2 separate regions of the Homo sapiens genome follow, and region 2 is linked to region 1. The links are chromatin loops, found by intact Hi-C in ENCODE. Cell type or tissue: heart left ventricle. All regions are shown on one strand.

Region 1 (2,500 bases):
TGCCCCAGGCCCTCCGCCCTGGTTCTGGCCATGGGGGCTTTCCACTAGATTTATCTGTACAGGTGACCGCTCCCCGTGTAGCCGCCAGCTCCCTGAGGGTGGGGCTCAGGTCCCTGTGCTGGGACCCACCTGGTCTAGGGGTCACAACCGCTGGCCACCCTGCATCAGGCCCTGTCAGGGAGCCCTGGGAGTCAGTAGTTTAGCAAACCTGTCTGGGGCCTTCCCCCTAGAAGCCACGGGGGCAGTCATGAAGAAATGGAGGGTGAAGGTGGGTGAGGCCAGGACAGGTGGCGGTCCACACACTTGCTGTGTTAGTCATCAAGGGCACCCAGCAGGGCAGAGGTCATCCCTAAAGCTGTGGCGAAGGGGATGGGTGGGGAGAAGGAGACAACGCATGCCAGGGAAAAGGCATCATGTCAAAACATCTTGCTGGAAAGGCAGTTTTCCTTCCAAACTCCCCAACAAGACCCGAAACGGTAAGTGGAAGGATGTCTTGATTAATCTCAGGCTGACGTTTTGCATTTGCTCTTGCAGCCAACACACACCGAGCCATCAAATCACCCTCCTGCTCCGTGCCAGACTCCGAACATGGAGTCCTCATTCCTGCCTCAGCAGCACTGGACAGAGCTTCTCTGTCCTCCCCCCTGGAAACGAGCCCCCAGCACAGGACCAAACAGATCATTGCTTCTACCTAGTGGAGCTAATAGCTGTTCATTGACCACATAGTCACTGGTCCCCTACTCTCCCAGCCCCTTGCTAAGCACGTCACATGCATTATCTCATTTACAAATGGGGTGGTTCCCAGAGATGGTTCTGGGGACCACAGTGGAGTGGGGAGGGGGCACTTCTGACCTGAGTGGAGTGAAAAGACAGCTGGCCCAGTCTCTTTTTGCGTCTGCTGCCCAGCATCATTGTCAACAGAGTCCACCTCATGCTTAGGAATGGCCCGGTTTGGAAGGTCAATTCTAGGTTCAGAGATTGGCCCAAGGCACCCTGTACCTGAGAGGGGCAGACACTAGAGGGCGCAAGGGAGCTGCGCTTGGTGGCCCAGGCTCAGGGATGTCAACTGGGCTGCAGCCTTGGGGCAAGGGCTATCTGCAGAGAGTGGAGGTGGGAGGCAGGTGGGGGGAGCGGGGGAGAGTGCCTAACCCTGCTCCCTCACAGAGCCCTTGCCCAGACCCAGCCCTAGCCCACATCCTCTCACCTCCATCAATCGCCCAGCAGGAGCCTGACCGGCCTGGGAACACAAGAGGGAAAAAGAGGTTCTGGGCCTGGCCTCTCCCCTCTCCACCACTTCAGCCCAGCCAGGCCCCAGCAAGCCTCTCCCCTGGGCTGGAGCCCTCAGACTCTCAGGCCGCTCTCCCGATGGGCTGGGACTGCAAATGAACCACGTTCTGGAAAAACAGCCAGGCCGTGCATCAAAGAAACTCCACGGCCCTCCAGGGGGTAGGTGTGGGGCGGGCCGGAAGCAGGAGGTGGAAGGACTGATAGAGCCCTTGGTTAGGAGTTCCGGTTCGGAACACCTTCTCCTCCTTAACCCACCCTCAGGAGCCACGAGGGCTCAGTTACAAGGCTCAGGTGGCAGCATCCTGGCCTGTGAATCAGGCTGACCAGGGTCCCTGCCCCGCCTGCTCCCACGGCCACAGGGCTTGTAACCTATGAAAAGCCCACTTCTCATGGTCCTAGCCTGGCCAGAGGTTCTGAATGTGCCACTGCCCCGTCCAAGACTCTGCCCGCAATCAGACGTGGGGCAGAGGGGGCGCCTCCAGGAGGCAAACTTTCCATTCCCACTGGGACAATGCCATGACCCCAGCCCCTGCTGACTCCTCTCCAGCCAATGGATCAGGCCACAGGAGGCCCTGCCTGCCTCCAGAAACTGGACGCCCCAAGCCTCTAAGTCCTCTTCTTGAGAGAAGGCCACATAAAAGGCAAGGTGGTGACGTCTTAGAGGCACGTACTTCGGTGTCCCACAGACTTGGGTATAGGTTGTATCTCTGATATTAGCGCCTTGGGCACAATACTTCACTTCTCTAAGCCTGGGTTGATTCACCTGTAAAAGGTAATAAGAACATCTACTTCACAAGGCTGGTGTAAGGATTAAATGCTACAAAGAACAGAAAGCGCAGAGCCGAGTTCCTGGTGCCCAAGCCAGCAGGAAAGTGGAGGAAGATGCTCTGAGCAGCACCTGCAGGGCCCTTCCGGCTCAGCCCAGTTTCTCTCTGCAGTGGAGTCCCAGTCTGCAAGCTAAGAACGGAGATGGACTTTCAATCCCAGCTTGGTATACATGGTATACACGGGTGAATTTTCTATTAGACAGTGGCACCAACGGATGTAGGAAGCCATGAATGCCTCGGTGTCAGCAGCCTCAGCCTAAGAATCATTCATTCATTCATTTGTTCATTCATTCACTTATTCAACAGACACCTTTTTGTCCAGACAGTCCCAGATTACAACTGTTGTCCAGATGTAATTATTAATAGCCTCCTTTGACCTTGAAGTG
Region 2 (2,500 bases), 770 kb after region 1:
CAAGAGAAAAATCTTTTCAAGGAGGTCAGTCTAAATGTACTGAATGTTTACTCTTTTTAGGTTGATGAACTCCACAGAAGTCTGCTGGAGGTGGGACTTTGACATGAAATTTTACCCCTCTATAGACCCTAAACAAGTGTCTTTATTAGTTCCTAGAGTCAAAGATTACTAAATACAAAACACTTGAAAATAGCTTGTAAGGAACTAAAATAGTTATTTCAGATGAGTGCCAGCTACAGGAATTCTGGACTGTTATAACTCATGATATTAAAGGATTTCAATTGATTACAAAATCTTCTAAGGAATAAATCAGACAATCAGAAATAAGTCATTTGTGCTGCTTTTTCATTTTAGACTTAGCGTAATTTCAAGGAAACAAGGCATGTAAATCCATCAAACAGATCCTGAAGAAAAGGAGGAAGACATTTCTCAAAGAATAAAGCTAAATATTCTAATCAAAGCCATTCAATAAAAGTATTTATTAGAAAAGGTTGATCACAGTTATGGAATAGAGGGAAGGAACCAAAGCATATCTTGGTTATATCTTTTTTTTTTTTTTTTTGAGACAGAGTCTTGCTCTGTGGCCCAAGCTGGAGTGCAGTGGTGCGATCTCAGCTCACTGAAACCTCTGCCTCCCCGGTTCAAGCGATTCTCCTGCCTCAGCCTCCTGAGTAGCTGGGGTTATAGGTGCGCAGGCCACCGTGCTCAGCTAATTTTTGTATTTTTAGTAGAGACGGGGTTTCACCATGTTGCCCAGGCTGGTCTCGACTAGTGAGCTCAAGCAATCCACCCACCTCGGCCTCCCAAAGTGCTGGGATAACAGGTATGAGCCACCGCGCCCGGCCTATATTATCTTTTAAATATAGGACTTAGTTCTAAAATTCTCTAAGGAGGGCTGTTTAGTAAAAAGTTTTCTATTTAAAACCTAAGTCCCCACCGCAACAGATTGAAAAGCCTACTTGTTAGGTAAACCATTACTCATTCAGAATACATAGTGAGGCCGAGGCAGGTGAATCATGAGGTCAGGAGTTCGAGACCAGTCTGGCCATGGTGAAAAACTGTCTCTACTAAAAAAAAATACAAAAAATTAGTTGGGCGTGGTGGTGGGTGCCTGTAATCCCAGCTACTCGGGAAGCTGAGGCAGGAGAATCGCTTGAACCCGGGAGGAGGAGGTTGCAGTGAGCCGAGATGGCCACTGCACTGCAGCCTGGGTGACAGTGTGAGACTGTCTCTCAATGAAACAAACAAAAAGAATACATAGCTAGGACTTCAGATTTCTGCCACCAGAGGGCAGTATACCCTAATTCAGGGTGTTTTGGACGAATTGTGCCCCCTGCTGCCCAAATTCATGTTTGAAGTCCCAAGCCCCAGTACCTCAGAATATGACTGTAAATTAAATTAAACTGAATTAAAATGACACTATTAGGGTGGGGCCCTAACTCAGTATGACTCATGTCCTTAGAAGAAGAAGAAGAGACACCAGGAGTGCAAGTGCACAGAGGGATGGCCATCTGAAGAGCCAGCAAGAGGGCAGCCATTGGTAAGCAGAGAGGCCTTAGAGGAAACCAACCCTGCTGGCAACTGTGAACAAATAAATTTCTGTTGTTTAAGCTGCCCAATCCCTAGTATTTTGTTATGGTGGCCCTAGCAAACTAATACTCAAGGTTCAGCTCTTAGGGGTAATGAAAACCTTTTAAAAGCTGAATCTATGAATAGGAATATAGATAAAGCAAAAACATACAGACAGACATATATTGTAGGGTAGCAGGGAAATCATAAAGCTCAAGAGACAGACCTGGATCTGATTACCAGCTTAGTTACATAACGCTGGTGTGATCTGGTATTTAACTTCTCTGACTCTATTTCCTCATTTGTAAGAGGCAATAATTCCCACACAGCAAAAGGTGTTGGAAGGATTAAATGAAGAAAAATCATATGGCAGAGGCAAGTGCACACACTATGTTCTTAAATGTTGGTGAGTCTGAACACTACATCTATCCACCTGGGGAAAAGCATTTAATGCAGGAGACCCATTCTTAAATGCAACATTCATGAGAAATTAATAAACTATGATTCTAATTTACAAACCATTTACTTGCAAATTGATTGGCATAAATTAATTCATCAATTCTTGATAACCCTAAGCTGAGAAAAAGAATCCACAAACTGGCCAGGCACAATGGCTCATGCCTATAAACCCAGCATTTTGGGAGGCCAAGGCAGGTGGATCACGAGGTCAAGAGATGGAGACCATCCTGGCCAACATGGTGAAGTCCCATCCTACTAAAAATACAAAAATTAGCTGGGCATGGTGGAGCACGCCTGTAGTCCCAGCTACTCGAGAGGCTGAGGCAGGAGAATTGCTTGAACCCGGGAGGCGGAAGTTGCAGTCAGCCGAGATCACGCCACTGCACTCCAGCCTGGTGACAGAGTGAGACTCTGTCTCCAAAAAAAAAAAAAAAAAAGAATCCAAGAACCAAGTTCTGGGAAAGATGTGATC

Evidence for each region. Hi-C counts contacts between places; a loop is a spot of excess contacts. Peaks named below come from ENCODE experiments on the same cell type or tissue, not always from the same donor. Only the 100,000 strongest peaks of a DNase experiment are listed, where the experiment ranks them.
Region 2: it touches region 1 in a loop (4-fold over the local background); 11 of 110 quality-filtered maps call a loop at or near these places.

What each region holds. Positions count from the first base shown.
Region 1 is chr2:28,451,185-28,453,684 of GRCh38, reverse strand. No RefSeq gene overlaps it. Among named protein-coding and RNA genes, the nearest start is that of PLB1, 44 kb to the left of the region's middle. RefSeq lists enhancers at 928-1,441, 1,442-1,955. In heart left ventricle, CTCF peaks have their summits at 811 and 1,011 (motif pointing right); a DNase peak (open chromatin) is centred at 1,044.
Region 2 is chr2:27,682,490-27,684,989 of GRCh38, reverse strand. The region is part of intron 9 of SLC4A1AP (solute carrier family 4 member 1 adaptor protein); the gene reads right to left. Among named protein-coding and RNA genes, the nearest start is that of SLC4A1AP, 20 kb to the right of the region's middle. RefSeq lists an enhancer at 2,126-2,500. In heart left ventricle, CTCF peaks have their summits at 1,114 and 1,315 (motif pointing right); no DNase peak of the experiment used is centred here.